2 separate regions of the Homo sapiens genome follow, and region 2 is linked to region 1. A link is a loop called in an ENCODE intact Hi-C map of the cell type or tissue named here. Cell type or tissue: Calu3. All regions are shown on one strand. Links, peaks and the distances in the headings refer to the core of each region. The heading gives the core; the rest is flanking DNA.

Evidence for each region. Hi-C counts contacts between places; a loop is a spot of excess contacts. Peaks named below come from ENCODE experiments on the same cell type or tissue, not always from the same donor. Only the 100,000 strongest peaks of a DNase experiment are listed, where the experiment ranks them.
Region 2: a loop joins it to region 1, with 4 times the contacts of the local background. A loop is called at or near these places in 2 of 110 quality-filtered maps.

What each region holds. Positions count from the first base shown.
Region 1 is chr5:92,912,375-92,923,493 of GRCh38, reverse strand. It overlaps LINC02058 (long intergenic non-protein coding RNA 2058), which reads left to right. Exons shown (of 3, transcript XR_001742811.3): 2 at 9,359-9,488; 3 at 9,609-11,119. Among named protein-coding and RNA genes, the nearest start is that of LINC02058, 22 kb to the left of the region's middle. In Calu3, for the core only: no CTCF peak of the experiment used is centred there; no DNase peak of the experiment used is centred there.
Region 2 is chr5:92,965,348-92,976,466 of GRCh38, reverse strand. No RefSeq gene overlaps it. Among named protein-coding and RNA genes, the nearest start is that of LINC02058, 31 kb to the right of the region's middle. In Calu3, for the core only: no CTCF peak of the experiment used is centred there; a DNase peak (open chromatin) is centred at 6,376.

The DNA.
Region 1 (11,119 bases), core at 1,949-9,948:
CATAGTCCTGATTGTCACTGGATATACATAGATGGGATGAGTCAGTCTAGACAAGGACTACAGTCTAGGAAACTGGCATTTCTTCATAACACTTATCAGAATTATAATTTTCACAGCAATTTAGTTAATTTTTGAAATGTCTATCATTCTGAACTGTGACTCCATGAAGGCAGGAATCTTTTCTGTCTTGTCACCAACAGGTAACACCTAGTACAGTGACTGGCACATGATAAAAGTTCAAAAAATGTTCACGGAATGACTCAATTAGTGGATGAAAAATTACTATATTTCAAAGCAGAGTAATAGACATTTTGTGAGAAAAATACTCACGAAGTACTGGGATCCAAAGATAAGCATCTTACCTATTAGGGTGGGAATTCGTGAGTGTGTCATTTGAGATATCCACTAATTATATATGTTGCATTTATATAGACTTAATTATATTGAGATTATACCCACCCCAATCCTTCATCCAAAAACATTCTAAAACTAAGGTTTCATGCTTCAGTCCCCAAAACATCTCATGAAGTGAAGGCAGGGAATGTTTAAAAAAACCAAACAAACTGTACTTAATTATTGCCCCAACTTTCACCTACCTGCAAAGCCTGTGCAGTCATTGTCACTGTCCTTCCTAACCACAGGGAGAGGGAGCGATCTTGGCTTGTATTTACAGACAACAGAGCTGAAGGAATTTCAAGCCATGTGTATGAGTGCAGACCACAAGATCAATGGAGCCCTGCAGAGAGTTCCACAGGCACAGCATGAATGACTTAGTCCTTTCCTAGCCTAGGAGCTGCTGGTGGGGAATCTTTTTGCTGTTAGCAATCCTACTGTGTGTTCACTCTTGGGCAGTGTGACATTATTTCTATAGTGTGAGCCACCCCATTTCTGATTGCTACATGACAGCACGCACTCCTGTTGCTATCCAGAAAATGACAGCTTTTCCTTGTTGCCTCTGGTGGTGTCTCACAGCATCCCTATCGCTTGTGATCAACAGCTTTAGCTCGCTCCCCTTCCTACTGTTTCTTTAACATCTGTCTCTGTCAGTCCTCCTCACACTCTTAGTTCAGCAGTCCTTGGTGGCGATGGGCTTGGCTTTGATACCAGTTGGCTTGCAGAGTAGGAACTCAGTACTGCTGACCCCTTCTTGTCATTTGAGGTTATACACAGTTGTTACTGACAAAATGAACACAAGATATCCTGAACTGGAATGTGACTCTGGAAGTGCTATTCACTGCAAGGCTGGATCTAGTCAAGAATTTGGGGGTGATTCCATTTTCCAGGAGTTAGGAGTTTGAACCTTGTGCATCAGTGCATCTTTTGAAAGGATCTAATTAGCTCTGAATTGCCTATTGGTATTCTGAATATATGCTACTCCTCTGATGAATGCAGATAATATATATTTCCTTTAGATTTTTGAAGAACAACACCTTGTAAACCTCACAAACAAACCATAGTCACGGATTGATTCTTCTCTTTCTGGAGATTAATCAATATGTATTGATGGTCATTGAGCTTTAGAAACTCACACCCTAATGATATGGAAGATCACTCGATGAAGTTTCAAGTGGCATTTCCATGCTCTTCGTCATATCTTATAGCACAGTCAACAAAAACTTCACTTTCTAGTGCCATTTTGATATCAAAGTAAGGGTCATACTAAATTTAACTCAGAAACATAATACCACTGATAACCACAGTCTCTACTAATATTGGTTTCAATTATATATTTTTTTAATTAAAAATCTCATTTTGTAATTTTTTTTTTTTTCCAAGACAGAGTTTTGCTTTGTCGCCTAGGCTGGAGTGCAATGGCATGATCTTGGCTCACTGCAACCTCCGCCTCCCTGGATTCAATCAATTCTCCTGCCTCAGCCTCCCGAGTAGCTGGGATTACAGGCACATGCCACCATGACCAGCTAACTTTTGTATTTTTAGTAGAGATGGGGTTTCACCATTTTGGTCAGGCTGGTCTTGAACTCCTGACCTCGTGATCTGCCCACCTTGCCCTCCCAAAGTGCTAGGATCATTTTGTAATTTCTAATGATCATTTACTAATTAAAGCTATTTTCAGCCATGATAATTAATGAGTGTTAGAAAGTGCCATCATTGATTATGAAATTCAGGACTATGTGTTTTTCCAGAGAATTTACTATATTTCACAAAGTTCTTTTTCCTATCTGAGTCAGTGAAGTGGTTGAAGTATGTCATTGCTTGGTGGTTAACAAATGTAATTGTTCTGTCAGGAAAGATGGGTTCAGCTTGGATAATTCTAAATGTTAAATCCAAATGTGAGCTTTCGATTTATTTCAATGAGCAGTGCTATCTCTTTAATATCAAACTATTAGCATATTTGAAATTGTGAAAAAGGCTAAATAAGCAATATTTTAATCTACTTAAAATTCTTCTTTTGACCTGGTATTGAATGTCCTACTTATATTAACTAGGCCTCTTTTGGTTAAGTCCAGTGGATACTCATTTAATCTGCCTCCACATAACCAAATCTCTAGATTGATAGGTACCCTCTATTTCCCTTATAAAATGCACTAATGCCACCAACATGCTAAATGCAAGAATTAGGTTGTTATTCTCTAATATGCTGATGCACTGTTTCTCCTACCAGTGAGCTGAATGCTTAAGAATGAATAATTATGTAATTTAATTTAATATCTATTTCCTTATGAATTATCATTGTGAAAAAGAGTTGTCATAGGTATTAAAACTAAATGAGTATTTGGGAAAATTTGGTAATGGCACATCATTGAAAAATGCTCAGGAATCGGGGTGTAGGTAAAACAATGATAAATCTGGAAATAATCCTTAAAATTTGGAAGGTTTCTTTACCCACATTGCTTTATAATTAGCTTAAAATTCCCATTTCACTTTGAAGAAATTTAAACTGGAAATCACAATTATTGTATTTTGACTGTGGTTTACACAAGAATAACTATGGAAAATTTAATTAGAATATATAAAGTTAATTTGAAACTATGTATACATTTTCTTATTTCAAATAAAAATAAAAGGTTTGAAGTGTTCAGCACTTGTACGGCTTCCCACTTGAAATTAATGATTTTTAGATTAATCAATCATCTACTGATCTAGATAATTTTGGAAAATAGTTTTGTATGGTAGCAAGAACTGACTCTGGCTAGAGGATTTACTGGAATAACACTAAGGATTTTACTGTATCCAAGCATGAGCTGAACCAAAGTCCTGCAAGGGAAGGAAGCTCTGGGGAGCTCAGAAGCAGGAGTTTGTGACTACTCTTATTGCATCTCTGCTCATGTTGAGCCCTGGCAAATCTCAGTCTGTGTCTCTAGATTATAAGTTTCAAGTTTCTGAGAAAGAGAAGCTGATTCTACCAGCTTGGATTCGCTACTCTTGTATCAATCAACCATCCTGGACCAATCATCTATATCCCAGAGGAAAGGCCTGATTTGACAGTTATGAATCAAATAGCCACTTCTGGAAAGAAGGATGTACTACACTCTTAAAATAAATGACTTGAGGATTCTAAAGAAAAATTGGAAAGAAATTTTAGTGGTAAATATATGATGACGATGGGGAATTTTATCCACTAGAATTCTGGAAATCTGCTTCCAAAGCTAAGGGAGGTCACAGTAGAATATTCGAGTGTAATTCCTGAAGACAGGAGAAGCAGAGGGGGTCACACAGAGGTGAAGTAGGGCTTTTGGAGGGGTAGAATATGAGCAGCAATTGTCTAGAAGGAGGGAATAAAGAAGACAGCAAAAAATGAAGGAGAAAGGAACAGAGGAAGAGTGAGAGAGATATCTTGACATCTGTCCTGTATATGGGGCACTGGAGAGAGAGAAGAATTATGAGTTTTCATAACATTTTCAGGATGAAGCACTACATATATATTGTCTCCTCCATTTCAAGAAAGCCAAAACAAATGTCTACACTTTTTTAAAGGATTTAGTTGTTAGATTGGACAAATACAAGCCCATCTCAATAAGGCATGTTTAAACATCTATCCTGTAATACACACTTTAAAAAAGATTTTAGATTTAGCATTGCTTTTGGAATCATTTCTGTTCTTCTCTACTCATGCTGATATGAAGAAGAAAAAGTAAAAACAAACACATTTATACCATTCAAGGAAAAGTGGACAGTTAGAAACTCAGGTTCTAGTCTTTGCTTCTCCAATTAATGGGTCTATCAAGTAGTAGTTGTAAGCCTCATTTTTCTGACTCATAAAATGTAGTGCACTAATATAAATATTAAATAAGGTGACATATACAAATACGTACAGTACAAAAGCAAAATACTATTCTAGTGTGAAGTTATAAATGGCTTCTTATCCATATATCCTTAATCATTACAAAACCTGAAATTCTAGAGAGGTAGAATAAAACAAATATTAATAAGTATTATTAATAAAGTAATATAATTTCATTTTGAAGCTTTTACTTTCCTCCCCTTTATTATTTCTTCTGGAAGATTACAATGATTACTTAGACTTTTTTTTTCTTCTCCAGCATCCCCAAAACATTTAGATCTTCTAGAGTTCCTCCCCATGCACCTCCATAATATGATAAAAATATGGTTCTCTCTTTCTCTATGACCCCAAAATAAATGTGTAGGGACCTTTTGTTTTGGGCTTTTACTGTTAAGGACTACCTGGAAATAAACACTAAAAGCAAATATAACTCATATTGAAGTTACCAATCCTTAAGACACCTCAACATATTTTTAGGACATTTGGGCCTGGACTATAGGGAAGTGTACATGTGGCTAGCCCTTCACCATTTCCCATGATCTCTTCCCTAACTTTAGAAGGTCTTGGGGATGTTATTATTCCTTTAATGTTTTATTTCCTTATTTTTGGGCTTGGTTCTCCCAAAGATATCAATGAAAGATTTCCAATTCTTGAAGAGAACATCGTTTGAGGAACCTCCTACTTGCTGTCCTTTGTCCTTTCTCTCCCTGCCCCAATACTCTTTCTGTCTCTGGTGTAGAACCCTCTCATTCCAGAAGATGATCTGAAAAACCTATTAGGACAAAACTAAGATATCCCAGTGCACCCAGAGTCAAGCAGATCATTTATAAATTAAGCAAACTCTTGGCAAATACCTGCAATTTTAATATTCCCTTGTTCCTCTCAGAAAAAAGAAATCACATTAGGTCATTTCTGACATATAATTTGGGCCTCCTGTATATACCCAAGATAAAAAGAAACATGCATGAGTTAGTTTATATTACACTCTGTATTGCAGAAAGATTATAGCTTTCCATAAACTCAACTCATAAAATGACATTCAATATAAGTTATTTCTTTCTAGAGAAATTCCCATGGAATGCCTGTAGTTTTAAAATAGTACTCATTGTTTATTGAACTACTTAAAGAAATCAAAAGTGATTCTGCTTATGTTTTCTTAAAGAAGAAAAGAAGTTAATTTTTCATCTATCTGTGTTTCCTCCGTGAGAGTATGTTCCAACTGAGAAATGGGACAAAACAGGAAAATTTTATAGTTTCTAATGTGAAAGGAGGACTATAACCATCACTTCTGTTTAGCTTTCAATTTTTCAAGTTTTGCCAGCCTTTCATCTCCTCCTGATGAGGCATTTCTTAACATTCCTCATACATAGTTATACAAATTGGTATTAACAAGAAAAAAATACATGAATTATTTACATAATACAAATGCTTTAAACATTGCTGTGAGAAATAATATTTCAACATTATCCTTATCATCTTTTGTGTGTGAAAAGCCAACATTTACTTACTTTGGGAGAAATAATATATGTTCTTATGGCAAAGTCATTGAAAAAAATAAATATATATATAAATATATATATGTTTTCTAATAAACTGAATTTTTAAATGAAATATTATGTCTCTATATATTGTATGTGTGAGTGGTATTTAAACCTATTAATTCCTCCATAGTAATTCCTTTCATATAATGTAAATTATTTGAACCACAATTGTTAAAGTGCTTTTAAACAGTAAAGTTCTATATAAGCAGGCAGTATTGCCATTACTTCTATGGCTTATTTACACCCCTATGGACTGTTTTCTGCATTTGATATAATTTTTTATTTTTAAAAATTATTGACAACACAGTGAAATTTTCAAATACCAGCAACTATGATGTTTGCAAGCACTGAGAATCATTTAGAATTTTTGAATCATAAGAAATGAAATCAACCTCTACTTGTGCAAATTCCTAGTATGTTATGAATGCAATGCGATCTTGGTATTTGCTTATCAAAGGAATGTACTAAAATATTGCAGAAAAGGCCATGGGCCATGACGGACTTCATTTTATTACTTCACTTTCTTTTGCCTATTAATTCCACATTCCTCTCTCTTCTATTGGCCTTATTAATGGACTTTAACAATGAGATAAAAGTCTTCAGTCCAGTGTTTAGCAAAAAATTGCAGAATTTCAACATGAATGAGACTTCATTTTATAGAAGATATTGTGGTTAATGAATTGTCCGCATTTTGATGTTTTCAGATCTTATTAGGAAAATCTAACTCAATGAACAGTTTCCTTATTTGATGATTATTTTCTTATGTAGTCCTTGAATTCAAAATTAATTCAACAGATATTGATTGAATTTGTATATAGGCTTCTGATGTGGTCCTTTAAAATGATTGCTTTTAGTCTTTTCTTCTGTGCTTGTTCTTGTATTCTGTTCTTGTATTTTCCTGCTCAAGATTTAAAGCCCCAGTAAAGAGGCTTCAATTAGCCAAGCTCACGTGAAGGTAAAGCAAGGTGAGAGGAGAGTTTTGGAAAAGAAAGAGATGCAGGAACCCCTGATTTTCTTACGGGTAAGACAGAAACCTGGGTTTTTTCCATGAAAACTGCACTCATTAGGGAAAAGACAATCTGCAAAAGTAAGATGGAGTGTGATAAACAAAGGGGGATAAAGAATGGGTTCTATAATCAGGAAGTGTACATAGAGCTGGTGGAAATATACTATAGGCTTGATGAAAGTGTGGGTTTCAGATTGATGTAGAAAGAGAGCCAAAAGCATTTCAAGGATGAATTAATTTGGAATACTAATGTTCAATTGTTCATTTTCTTACAGTCTATTGAAAAAGGCATGAATCAAACAATCACAGAGACAATAGCATTATGAACTATAAGAAGTGCTTTGAGTGTAGTAAGTGAAGCCACTTTGCAGCACGACTCTTGGTAAAAGTCCGGTTTACTCTCTTTATCTGAATTTCACTCGGTCATTACTAGCCTTGTTGTGAAATACAAACATATGTACAATTTTTTACCTTCCTTACAAGGAAATTGAGATTACTGTGAGTTTATTAATGACTCTGATGCCCTCAGAGGGAGGTTCAAAGTATTGCAAACAAGGGATATGAGAAAATGATTTTCTCCCATTGTTTTTCAATTCAAGCTTCAGTTGTGTCCTTTATTTGTTATGTGACCTTGAGCAAATGTCTTAAATTCTCTGAGTCTTCAATTCATACATGAATACATAATATTCATTTTGATTGCTTAATGTTGATATGGAATATAACAGTTTTAAAAAAATTATTTGTAGAACTAAGTATATTGCTAATTACATTCCTTACATTAAACTTCAGGGGAGAAATAAATGCATTCTGGAAGAAAAATACCCCAATTTTGAAAATTCTATGCCATTTACAGGAAAAACAAACATACCATTCAACATAAAATATACATGCACAGTATAACAATGAAGTTGAGGCTTTAATGTCTCAAAAATAATTTTTAATATTTATCTTTTAATACTAAAACTATATTCGTCAAAATTTATATAACTGCAATCTCTACTTTGTCCAGTGTTTTGTAGGCCAGTAAAATGACAACTCATTTTCAATTATTAATAGTATCAGATTTCTTAGTTTAAAAAACTAGTGAGAACAAATAAATACATAGTTTTTTCTCAATTATCTTCACCAAGGAAACAATGATATGAACACTCTAAAACAGCAGATAACACAAGTAATACTGTTATCACTGGCTTGGCAAGCCTTGCTGCAATCACATTTTAATTCAGGTATTTCTGAACTTTGGAGAATTTTAGTCAGAACCAGATTTCCACAAGTGGGTCAGCAGTTGATAGCTTGGTTATGTGATGTAATTTGAGGGGGCAAATCCCGAAGTATCTCCCTAGTGTACATAGTACCTGAAAATCTCACAAAACTCATTGAAATACCTACCTGGTTGATAGAGTTTGGCTCTGTGTTGCACCCAAATCTCATCTCAAATTGTAATCCCCACATGTCCATAGAGAGAAGTGATTGTATTATGGGGGAGGTTTCCCCTATGCTGTTCTCATGATAGTGAGTGAATTCTTACGAGATCTGATGGTTTTATAAGTGGTAGTTTTTCCTGCATGTTCTCTCTCTCTCTCTCTGTCTCACCTGCCGCCATGTAAGACGTACTTGCTTCTCCTTCCACCGTGATTGTAAGTTTCTTGAGGCCTCCCCAGCCATGTGGAACTGTGAGTCAATTAAACCTGTTTTCTTTTTAAATTACCCAGTCTTAGGTACATGTCTTCATAGCAGTATAAGAACAGACTAATACACTGCTTATGAATTATAACTTTATCAGAGAAGAGCAGAAAATTAAGTCACTAATGGCCAGCAAATGTTATTCTCCCTCCCTTCCTGGGCCTCCCCTTTACTCCTTTCCAGAAAAAAAGCTTCTTTCATTCTTCCCCAAATATTCCTGTAACTATCCAACTTCCATTTCTTCTTATTCTGGAATTGGCTCTCCCTTTTCCTCCACTTGTTACCATTCTACATCAGCCTTTAAATTTCAGTTTAAAGCCAAGCTTCCATAAAACCTTTATTACCAACTCAAGTTGAAAGGCACTGTTCTGTCTCTGAACACTTACGAGCTTTGTGGTCTATGTGATTCATTTGGTGTTTAATCATTTGGTTTTGCCTTGTGATATCTATTTGATTACATGTTTGGATTTTTAAAAATTGTTCTTTTCTTCTTTTTATTTTCTTTATTTTCTCCCCATTTTTCTGGTTCAAGTCATTCTTTACACAGCTTCCAGAAGGGTCATTCTAAATGGCACTCCTCTGCTTAAAACACATTGCATACCCAATTAAGTCTACATTTCTTACTTTGACTTGTGAAGTCACATGAGTCTTCCTTCAAATCACATAATACAATGAGCTACTTCTTGCCATAGGGCCATTGCCAATACTCTTCTTTCAGCTTAGAATTTTCTCTGCCTGTGTCTTTGCATGGTTGGCTCTGTTCTTCAATGTTCCACCTATGTGTTATCTCCTCTATATTTTTCTCCAACTTTATTATAGAAATGAGATCTTTCTGGGCTCTTTGTCTTATGGCCTTATTCCTTTTTTTTTTCATGTCTATTCTAGCATTTTCCATTTATGTCTCAGAATCCACTCTTCACCATTCTGCATCCTGCTCTCTGCTCTGGAGACTCCCTGGGAACTGTATCCATGGTCTCCTGCCTTCCAGACTGGGGTTGGATTTGTCCATTGTGAGGTGAGATACAGAAAGTGGAGAGTGAGGGCTGGGCATTTATTCTCCTGGCTCCCTTCCCTCCACATAATCCAGTGTTGGTTGTTTCCTATAAAGTAGTTACTATTTATTTTTATTTTACAGATGAAAAAAGTGAACTCAGAATGGTTGGCCGAATGCGGTGGCTCATGCCTGTAATCCTAGCACTTCGGGAGGCTGAGGTGGGCAGATTGTGTGAGGTCAGGATTTCAAGATCAGCTTGATCAACATGGCGAAACCCCGTCTCTACTAAAAATACAAAAATTAGCCAGGTATGGTGGTGCACACCTGTAGTCCCAGCTATTCAGGAGGCTGAGGCACAAGAGAATTGCTTAAACCCAGCAGGCAGAGGTTGCAGTGAGCTGAGATTGCGCCACTGCACTCCTGCCTGGGTGACAGATGGAGACACTATCTCAAAGCAAACAAAAAATCGTTAAGAGATTTATACAATTAACAGTGACTGAGTGGCACTGTCAGGATTTATATTTCAGCATTTAAAAAAATCACTCTGCCTCATTTAGCAATTGGATAATCACAAGTGATCCAACTTTTATTTCTCAGACTAGTTAGAAACATCAGTCTGAAATTAATTTCTCTACCACTGAATTCATTGTTTTTTTAAACTTATGCTCACAGCAAAGGATGAGGAACAAGTTACCATAGCATTTATTCCATGCATGTTGAGCTGTAGAATCCTACAGAATTTGTTATCCAATGTGTTAAAAATCATCTAGCTTTATAACAAAAAACCAAGAGTTGACCACATTTTCAAAAAAGCGTAATAACTGTCTTGAAACATGTCCTGAATACAACTATAATAAGATGTCTTAATTATAACTTACTTTTAAGAATTATTTGAACTTCATTTTTAGGTTAAATAATAAAAATTTGTTAAAGATTTTAACAATATTGAATTACATATATTGTCTAACTCAATAATGTTGACCAAACTCTCAATGAGAGAGTTTTAAAAATCATGTGGCAAACCCTTTAGCAGAAGTGTTTCTGTATTATATTTGTTAACTAGAAAAAGATGCTACTTTACTATTAATTTAGAGAACAAATGCAAAAGATATAAAGTAAATTTAGGCACAATGCAAAATGTTGAGGGGTTTTAAATCTTAGGAGTAGTCTTGTGGGAAATAATTGTTTAGGTCTTGAAAATTTAAACCTTCTACACATTTTGCTAAAACATGATATGTCCAATATCTCTACTCTTTCCTCAAACATGAATAGCTTCGTAAAAAGGTGTTCATTCACTTAAGGACATCCGTGAGTTTCCTTAAATACGGAAAAGGCAAAAAACATGAAAGATGAGAATGAACTCCAGTGTAAATACAGATAAATATGGCGACAGCTGTTGCTGAATAGTTACAGAATTAGCTTGAGAAATGAAACCTCTGTAGTTCACACACAGGCACACACATACACACACACACACTTTGGATTTATTTATGAAACAGCATCTTCTAAACACAGAACCTTGCATTGCAGAAAAGGCAATTAAATAGAACAGCATGAGGTTGTCAATCACTTCAACAACTAACAAAAGCATTGACTATCAAAGCAAATAATGTTAATGTGCAAAAAGGTACCTTGCTATCAAAGCAAATAAT
Region 2 (11,119 bases), core at 2,169-10,168, 53 kb before region 1:
AGATTTGTGTTTTTTTCTGAAGAAGAATTAATGAATTAATGAGAAAGAATATTACAGTTGGGTATAAGAATTTTTCATTGCTTTCAACAAATATCAGTTTTCACCTCAGATCCATATGTCTTCTAAATATGTTGAATAAATTGCTCAGTTCTAGAATATCCCTAGATGACTTCATTTCTAAGGCATTACTTTTGATAAAGGAGCAAATCTAGTTAGTGTGATTTTGAACGTTTAATTTGTTGCTAGGGAAATTTTTCATGTTTTCAGTACAAATTTTACCAGAAGAGAGCTGTTTTTAGTAAAATGACATGGCATTTCCAACTAAATCCAAAACTGCACATGAAGGCTAGCTACCAGTCCATTAGAATGTAAACCTGGGGTTGGGAGAGTATTTCTGCAAATGGCCAGATAATAAATATTTTAAGGTTTGGGTAGGGGGGCCTCATATGGTTTCTGTCACATGTCCCTCTTTGTTTTGTTTTACAATCTTTAAAAATTTAAAAACCTTACTTAGCTTGAGGGAAATGCAAAAACAGACTACAGGCCAGATTCAGAGATGGCCATAGTTTGTTAACCCCTAATCTAAGGTTTTAAGACTTTGTTTAATGTAGCAAAACATTTTTTCTCAGACATGGTTGTTTTACAGATGCTAATTTCAAGCTCAGGGTTTCTTTCTGAGTTGATTTTATACTGTGCTATGATTAATGCAAGGATATTTTGATCGATAAGGCTCAATACAGGTATTCTAACTGGTGGAATTTAAAAAATATAACTTCCAGTAATTATTCACAACAATCCCAAACTGCTATTATATATCTTACTATACATGATATTCTTTTATTGGGAAATAAATTTGTTGTTGTGATGGTGGTTGGGCATCTGGACAGCTTTCCACAGGACTTTTGCTTTCCCATGTTGTTGCAAAGTGAAAAATTCTATGTAAACATTTCTTCAATTCACTTTAAGGTAAAATAACTAAGATATTACACCATATGTTTTGTACTTTTGAGATTTTTCTTTAACACACATTTAAGGCCAAAGACTTTTAATACTAAATTACCATAAGAGTTTAAATAATTCAGGGTATTTTGCCAACAATTACTCTTAATATACCAGTAAAATGTATATATTTTTAAATTTTCTGACTAATATGATATAGATTGTTCTGACATATTCAAAATAATACGTCTGAAAAGGCAAATCCCTCCTGTTTATAAGAATGACTTTCTTTAAATAAAAACGGTTTAATGATGTGAAGACTACCTTTAAGATATCAAAATGCATAATTCAGCTCACCTTTCCCAGCTTCGCTGTCAAAATAGTGTATATTTAATGATTGGGCTTTTGGGTCAAATTTTCTTGAAATCCACAGCATTTAGATCTTTCCTGCATTGCCTCTCTCGAAGATTCTGTACTCATTACATTCTCACAGTTCTCTCAGTGTCTGGGGATGCAACATGCACCAAACAAGTGCTGAATGTGAAATAAACATTCAGTGCGTGATGGGAGGAAGAGAATTTTGCCTTTAGGCAGGTTGTTATTTTAAACGCAGTGCCAAGGATATTATTTCATTTTACAGCAATACTTAAGCTCTAACATTTTGTCTTAAGACAAAAGAGAGCATGGTCTCATGACCTCAGGGTTGAGCCAAACCAACAGTAGCAATATGAAGACTACTCAGGCCCAGCCAGTGGCGGTTGAGAATGCAAGGGAATGGATCCAATGGAGAGTCTTTACCTTAGAAGTATTATAAGAACCATTTAGCAGCAGGCAAAGAACCATGGACATGAATATTTAGTTGGTGGCTTATCCTGGACCTTTGCTTTTTTTCAGTGAAGGTCACTTTGCACCTATATCTATGCTGGGGATTGCTTTTGGACACAGGGATATTAAAATGAAAAAGATGATCCTTGCCCTTAAGTATGACAGAATTCTCTTTCTTTTTTCTTCATTGGCTTTTTAAAAAAGGACATTTTCAAATCCTACCTTTATGGTTATTATAAAGTGGCCTAAGATCTTGAAGTGTGTGTAGTATATCCCAAGTCTTCTAAATATCGCAGTCTTGCAAGTAATAGCATTTACTGTATTTTTTCTGTAATCGTTAGTGAACTTGATTGTCTCCTGTATTAACCAGAATAGCAGTTTAAAAATCCTCTAATTGGCCAGGTGTGGTGGCTCACGCCTGTAATCTCAGTGCTTTGGGAGGCCGAGGTGGGCAGATCACCTGAAGTTGGGAGTTCGAGACCAGCCTGGCCAACATGGAGAAACCCCGTCTCTACTAAAAATACAAAATTAGCCGGGCGTGGTGGTGCATGCCTGTAATCCTAGCTATTCGGGAGGCTGAGGCAGGAGAATTGCTTCAATCCACGAGGAGGAGGTTGCAGTGAGCCGTGATCACGCCATTGTACTCCAGCCTGGGCAACAAGAGGGGAACTCCGTCAAAAAAAACAAAAAAAAATTTCTAATCTGTATAAAAATGTTGTGTGTAAATCTGTATGTGCACTATTCTATAGACGGGGACCCACAACTGTATTTTGTGTTTCAGAATTCCATGATCCAAAAGAGATTAAGAGACAATGAATTTGACCAAATATTTCTGAAAGACAGGGACTCCTTAACAAAAAAAATTAGAATGTCAGTTTCCTTATTTACCATGAGAAATATATAACTATAAAAATACTACATTTTTGAGTTTGTAGTTTATAGTATTGTACTATAGGTATATTAACCAAGGAATTGAAATTATAATTATCCTCTGTGTAAACTTTTATGTCTCAGCAATTTCATTCCAAAGTATTTTCTTAATGACTTAAATGAGACTTGTGATGTTTTGTTTCAAATTGTGTTTTATTAACAGTGACAAAATAGTATAAAATCATATTACCTTTGAAAGGTGATCCTTTCTAAATGCTCAAAAAATATTTGTCAGTAATGATGAGTGGCATTAAATAAAAACCTTTGTTATCTATTGTAAACTTTTAACATAAGACGGATATTCTTAGCTCTGGATGCTGTTTAAAAGGGATATTTTAAGCCCAATATTCATTGGGGTACAGAGAGAAAGCCTTGTCACTGGAGTGCAAGCTCTGTGAGGGAAGGGACATATTTCACTCATTTTAATAAGCTCAATATCTAGCACTATATTTTAGACACAGTGGGACCAAAGCAAAATCCTTTTGGCTTATTGAATAAAAGAATGAATAAAGATGTTCTGCCTAAAGAAAAAAATTAGATGGAACTTCTGAGTGAATTTCAAGTTCCCACAGTGAAATTTGGATATTCATTTGAAGCGGAATACATTCTCTGGAATGTCTTTATCTTTTAAAATTCTGCTCATACAGTAAGACAAAACAACAAAAAGGCGATAAAATGAGTGAAATACGTGCCTTCCCTCACAGAGCTTGCACTCCAGTGACAGGGCTTGCTGTCCTGTTCTCCAATGCATATTGGGCTTAAAGCATCCCCTTTAAAGAGCATCCACAGGTAAAAATATCTGTCTTATGTTAAAAATTTACAATAGATAGGCCAGGCATGGTGGCTCACACCTGTAATCCCAGCATTTTGGGAGGCCGAGGTGGGTGGATCACCTGAGGTCAGGAGTTCAAGACCAGCCTGGCCAACATGGTGAAACCCCATCTCTACTAAAAATACAAAAATTACCTGTGTGTAGTGGCATATGCCTGTAATCCTAGCTACTTGGGAGGCTGAGGCAGGAGAATTGCTTGAACCTGGGAGGCAGAGTTTGCAGTGAACCAAGACTGCACCACTGCACTCCAGCCTGGGCGACAGAGCAAGACTCCATCTAAAAAAAAAAAGTTTACAATAGATAAAAACAAGCAAACAAAAGGCAACAAATTGCAAATTGAAACACAATGAAAACATCTCAAATCCCCTTTGATATGGTTTGGATCTGTGTCCCACCAAATCTCATGTCAAATTGTAATCCCCAGTGCTGGAGGTGGGATCTGGTGGAAGGTGATTGGATCATGGGGGTGAATCTTTCATGACTGTTTAGCACTATCCCCTTGGGGCTGTTCTCTTGATAGAGTTCTCATGAGATCTGGTTGTTTAAAAGTATGTAGCACCTCCCCACTCACTCTCTCTTGCTCCTGCTCTTGCCATGTAAGATGTGCCTGCTTCCCCTTCACCTTTTGCCATCATTTAGTTTCCCGAGGCTTCTTCAGAAACCAAGCAGATTCCAGCATCATGCTTTCTGTACAGCCTGCAGAACCATGAGTCAATAAAACCTCTTTTCTTTATAAATTTCCCAGTCTCAGGTATTTATAGTAATGCAAGAACAGACTAATACACCCCGCCTCTTTGAAATATCCCTAATAGCTTCAGCTGGAAGTGATTCTTCCCTGCTTTAATATCATATAGTATTGTGAATTTCTCTCAATGCATTTTTTTCTTACTTACCATGTGTTAGATTTAATTATGCATGTAGCTGGCCCAGCTGAAGCCTCCTGCTTCCTCTGCCATCTTGGTAGATTTGACTAGAACTCTAAGTTCCAGAGCCTATGACTGGTCAAATTAATCCAACTTTCATGGATTTCTGAGGGTTTTTGTTTTGATAAGATACTGAGTACTGCCTCCTCTATCTTTGCCTGCTCTGACAGCTGCTTGTGATATCTCTTTCACCCTGAGCCAAACTGAGCTTAAAATTTATTTCTTTCACTGGTTTCCACAAAGATCCACACACATATAGCTTTAGGCAAATTGAAAATATTCCACAGACTAACTGAAGGTAATGGAGAGGTAGGCTTGTCATCTTATAATTTTTTATCTTGAACCTTTTCTTGAATCTCTGCTCCTCTTTCCCTCCCTCAAAGATTTCCTCCACCTGCAGTTGCGTGTTCATCTTATCTATGATACAAAACAGCTTCCTCTTCCTTCCATGCCCTTTTCCTGCTGACCCTCAAACTTAGAACACCTATCAATGCATTTTCCTGGAGAAATATAACCCTGTGCCTCAGAAGAATTCTGGTGTCAGTTGCTCAAGTCATTGTACTTTCAGCCCTGTGCATGTAAACTTATCCTTTATTTGTATTTCTCATCTGCAAGCTTCTTAGGGCTTTATGTGGAGCTTCTCAACAATATCTTGCATAGATATAACACAGTCCATTAAGTGTGTTTGCATTTGCTGCCTCCTTGGATCCTTCAAATAACTATGTAATTGACAAAGATATCCTACTTTAAAGCAACAATTACTGTCCGAAACAGGTTAAATGAACTTTTACAAGGTCATATGACTTAATCAACAGTAGAGCAAAAATTAGACCCAGGTCTTAGATGTCACATTAAGAGCATTCTCTTACATCAAGCTAAAATTAATGTTAGCTGGATAAATGAATATTTAAATATAGTCACCAAAATACATCTACAGCCAAATGAATGTGGTAATTGAAAAAAAAATTTGATTTATTCATTCTCTACCTTCCTTTAGTGTAGATAATAATTACTTCACTATATCAATACCAAAATCCACACACGTGGCACAAAAGAAAACGAATGCTTATAAGTGAATATAAAATCACTTTCAGATTTGTTTATTTTCAATGCCAGCTAGTGCCAGAATATTTTTGGTACGGTCAGAGTAATCAAGCTTCTACAAACAGCATGTAGAGATTGATAGATTTTTAGATATTGGCATATGTACATTTATAGCTATTGACAAAGCTTAACTCTTTTCAAGAACATTCCAACTAATATTGGCATTCTGTTTTATCCATTGACACTCAACATGATGTACTGTGGAAGACTTTAAGACTTTCAGTGTTTGACTAAGCTTTACAGTCATTAATGTTTAATCGCTTACAATTCAGAAAGCATTGTGCTTTCATTTTTTATGTGGCTTGTTTATCTATGTAAAGTAAATCAACAGTGCCTTTCTGATAGTCTCCCAGTACATTTATAATCAGTCCCATTTGATGATTGGTGATGAATATGGATACAACTGCTATTTGGAATTACTTTATCATTCTATACAGATTCTAAATTCAATTTTTTTTCTTTAAAACAATTATAATACATGGAAATACCAGCCAAAAATTCCAAAGCTATGAATATCTTGGGGAGGGGCAACGATAATGTGCTACTCAAAATGTCTGGTATTGGCATGCAGCATTTCTAGCCTATAAATAAGAAAATAGTTACATTAAAACATCTCTTGGACTAAAGAGTTTTTAGCTATTGAGAGAGTCAAAATTCTGTGATGTCCATCCTTAAGGGCAAACAAACTCATTCCTTGGAATGGTTATCCCAAGGAAACAATGAAGAGATCTTGAACTACAGCTCTGTACATGCCACTGCAATGAATGCACACCATTGTATCATCATCATCAGGGCACTAGTGAGAGACAAAATGCTCTTGGCCAAGGTTGGGGGAAACAGGGACACAAAGAACCCAATTCAAGCAAAGCATAGTGGGTAGTGGACACATTTGTAGAATTTTAACAGATTCCTGGCATTTGTATTTACTCTTTGTTTACATTTAGGCTTTTAGCAGAAATACCGAAGTGATTTTGCAAGTCCTTTTGGTATACTGAAAAACTGGAAATGTAGATAAAAGATAATGTATTACTTAAGAAAATGTATTAAAGTTCTCAGAAAATTTTTTTAAAACTGGCTTCTAAAGAAGCTAAGAAACAATAGAAAACTATTCAGATAACAAATAAAAATGTCGTTTCCTTTTTACAGCTCTGCAAATGGAAAAATACACTTCTATTATTCCTGTTCATGAAACTGGCCTGAAGTGTGAACAAACAAGCCACAGCCAAGTTGACAGATACTCAGTTATACTTTATTACAGCCAGTGTCCTACAATCATGTCAGATATCATATTCCGCATTCACCTGTCTACATCTTCAAGAAAAAGGATTCTTACGTACAGCTTTTAAAAATACAAGTCTGAATTGATTCTTTCTTTTGTGCCATAGAGTTTGAATACGTCCTCATCCTTTACACATGCAATTCATGGTCACAGAGAACAGCAGGAAGATGTGGCAATAAGCAGTTCAGAAAATTGATTGCATGTGACTTTTGAGAGAATAAGGCAAAAGGCTGAAGCCAAAGTGGCTTCGTGCCTACCTAAAGGGACAGCCATGAATGAATTGCCTATAGGGGATGGCACATCTGGTCTCCTACCATCCTTACCAGATTTGGCTGGTGACTACCGCTACCTCTGGCATTGTCTGACTGCCCCCACTTTAGCCTCAGTGCTTAGAGCTATCTGGGAAGTCAGCTGCCAAGGTTAAACATAAGGTCCATTCTTGGAGGCCATCCTCTGGGCTCCAAGGCTGATTTCCCCGGGGACTTTATAAGTGGCAACACCTTACTTCATGTGCTTGCTGCTTTACAGATGTATGTTCTTGAGTCATGTCTATGACTTCTGATGTATGCCAGTCATGGATTAAATTTTTCTGTTTTCATCCCCTGGGAAGGTAACTCTCAAACTTGTATGTATCAGCAACTACTGGGAGTTTGTTAGAAATTCAGGTTCCCAGGCTTGAATAGGTCTGGGTGGGATCCAGGACATCACTGGACTTTATTTTGTGAAATTACTCCCCGGACCCTGTAATCTATGCTAATTATGATAAAGAAATACATATTTTAAAAAATTCTTTTTTAAAATGAATTTAGGAAAAGCAACATCAATTATCTGAAGTACTGGCAAATGACTCAGATAATAATTAAATCTTTACCCATTATAGACTAAAATATTGATTGAAGTCACATGAAATTAATTTCATTTTGTATAAGGATGAGGTTGTGGAGGACTTTTCTTTGTTTTGAAGGGGACCCTGATTTGGTAAGAGCCATCCTTTTATGAGAGAAACTCTCTAAGGAAGCAATGTCTATGGCACCAGATTATCGCTGTCTCACTAATCACTCAGCAGTACTGATGAGGAGTGATTTTTTTTCTTGTTTGTTTGTTTATCTGCTAGGCTAATATAGGGCTTGATGGCTGATTTAATTTTTATTTCTTTTATTACTAGAGAAGTTAAATATTTCTTGTGCTAATTTATCATTTATTTTTCTGCCTCTTTAGATTTTATTGCTTATTTTTGCACACTTTTTCACTTTCCATGGAGGTGTTAGAGTTTCAATTATTGGTTTGAAAGAGGTCTCAATATATTAAGGATATTAACCCTTTATTATATGTCTTGAAAATTTTGTTACTCTTACATTTTAAAAAGACATTGCAGATGTTTACCAAGATGAAGTTTTGGAAACATTGTCAATACATCAGTCAGGCAGTAACCATCAAAAGTTAGAGTTTCTGCACAAATTGAAACAACCTATTTTATACTCTTGTTACATGGTTTTATTTTTTGCACTCTTTTTGTCAGATTTGTAATTAAATACCATTAAAATGTTCTAGAGCAGGTTTGCTAATATGAGAATTAACTCTTCTGTAAGTTTGAAGAAATCTTGAGAAAATCATTCTGGCTCTGGAATCTTTTGTGGAAGAATATATATTCTGTAACCCATACTTTTAGTAGCTGAAAATATTGTAGGTCTACTTGTGCAGTCTTACATTTTGGCTGACTATCGTTTGGTTCATTTGGTTCTGCTTTTAACAGTGGCAGTTTCCCAGTGCTACCAACTCGGGACTTCTTTAAATTAATTTTTGACATCCTTTTTGTGGGGAGGGGAAGGGCATACATATCATGTTCCAGCCATCTATTACTACATTAAAATGACCACAAAACCTAGTAACTTAAAACATATATATTTTGCTCATCATTTTGTGGGTCAGAAATTCAGGAAGGGTTTATATGGGTAGTTGGCCTCTGATTCCCATGGTGTCACCTAGGGCAGCTAAAGCTGGAGAAACAACATCCAAGATTTTTTTTTTTTTTTTAAATTTCCACAAGACTCTAGGACCTCTCCATGTGTTTTTTTGCTTCTCACAATGATGGTCTCAGAGCAGTTGCTCTTCTTTAATGGCAATAGACTTCCAAAAGATAGGAAGCAGAAGCTTCCAGGCCAATCAATGGTGATATCCAGGACTGGAATAACTTCACCACTGGTAATCCTATTGGCTAACATAGTTACAGGGCCTGCTCAGATTCAATGGGTCAGAGAACTAGACTTGACCTCTTTTTTTTTTTTTTTTTCAGACGGAGTCTTGCTCTGTCGCCCAAGCTGGAGTGCAGTGGCTGATCTCGGCTCACTGCAAGCTCTGCCTCCCGGGTTCAGGCCATTCTCCTGCCTCAGCCTCCTGAGTAGCTGGGACTACAGGTGCCTGCCACCACGCCCAGCTAATTTTTTGTATTTTTAGTAGAGATGGGGTTTCACCATGTTAGCCAGGATGGTCTCGATCTCCTCACCTGGTGATCCACCCGCCTTGGCCTCCCAAAGTGCTGGGATTGCAGGCGTGAGCCACAGCGCCCGGCCTAAACTTGACCTCTTGATGTGGAAGTGCTCAGAAGAACATGTGGGATGGGAGATATTGTTGCAGTCATGTTTAGATAATATTCTGTCACAGAGAATATGACTTCCTGCCCCTCATTCATGTGAGGTTGGGCTTGTTTTTGTGAATTCTTAGAGAAGACTGAGGTGAGATACTCTTTCTCACTATCTTCCTTAAAGGCGTGAGTATTTTTCTAATTTAATCCTGAAGGTGATCACCATCATGACTTATCTTGACTGTAGTAATGTTCTCCTAATTTACCTTGGTGCTCCCACTCATGACACATTGTCCATTCTCCATTCAGCAACCAGAGTGATCTTTTAGAAAACCATATTATTTACTGCAATTCTTCTACTCTAAAGCATCTAGTAAAGCCCCATTATACTCGGAATAAAATTCTTTCAAGGACATATATGCTGTCAACTTTGATCACTAGCTGCCTCACACAACTTCTCAAGGCATAGTGGCCTTCTTATTGTTCATAAAATAACCCAAATGCACTTCAGCACCAGGGCCTTTGCACTTGCTATTCCACTATCTTCCCCTAGGCTTATCTTGCATGATTCAACCTATCATTTCACTGAAGTCTCTGCTTGAATTAGAAATTCCTTAGAGCAGTGGTACCCAACCATTTTGGCACCAGGGACCAGTTTCATGGAAGACAATTTTTCCACGTATGGACAGCAGTGAGTTGAGGAGGGATTTCAGGATGGAATTGTTCTACCTCAGAGCATCAGGCATTTGACTCTCATAAGGAGCGTGCATCTTAGATCCCTTGCATGCAGAGTTCACAATAGGGTTTGTGCTCCTGTGAAAATCTAATGCCACCACTGATCTGACAGGAGGCAGAGCTCAGGCAGTAATGCTTGCTTGACAGCCACTCACCTCCTGCTCTGCAGCCTGGTTCCTAAGAGGCCACAGACTCCTGCCTTAGAGCATTTTAAAAAGAATGTCTACCCATGTATTATTCTGCTTCACTTTTCTCAAAGCACTTTCTATTGCCTAACAATTCTGATATAATATGTAATTTGTGATTTATTATATACATTGATTTATCTTCTTATGTTATATTCATAAGAAGTGTCCCTAGTTCCTAAAATATTTGTTAACAAATGTATAAACAGATCAAAAGGAATAAAATTAAATTCTATATAATCTCTTATGGTCTTTAACTTCAAGTATTACCAATTTGAGATAATATCAACACAAAAGGGAATGGGAGAAGAAGTGTGAAGATCCTGAGTATAAATTTATGTTGATGCCTTGAAACTCAGTCTATTATATCTAATGTAATTATAAAAAACATATGTTATAAAAAATAGTAAAATTACACACATTAATAAAAACTGGTGATAATAATGAATGTTATCTTAACAATTCATTAGCATCTACTTGATAAGATCATCAAGATGATTTTTAGCAAATAATTCTTTCATTCTTTGTGTACCTGAACTCCTCTTTGTCAGTTCACTGCTCTGGGCACTATCCACGCATCTGCTAAAAGAGGCTATTGATTATACAATTATAGCTCAATTGTTACTTTTGTTTAAAATGATCTCCACCTCTCCCATAGCTTATTGATATAAGCTATTTCCCAGAAGCAAATTGTAATCTAATACTTGACCTTGGGCTTCTGAGGCTATTCAGATTCTTGCTTGTACTAACTCTTTTTATGATCGGCTTTTTTCAGCTCATCAAATA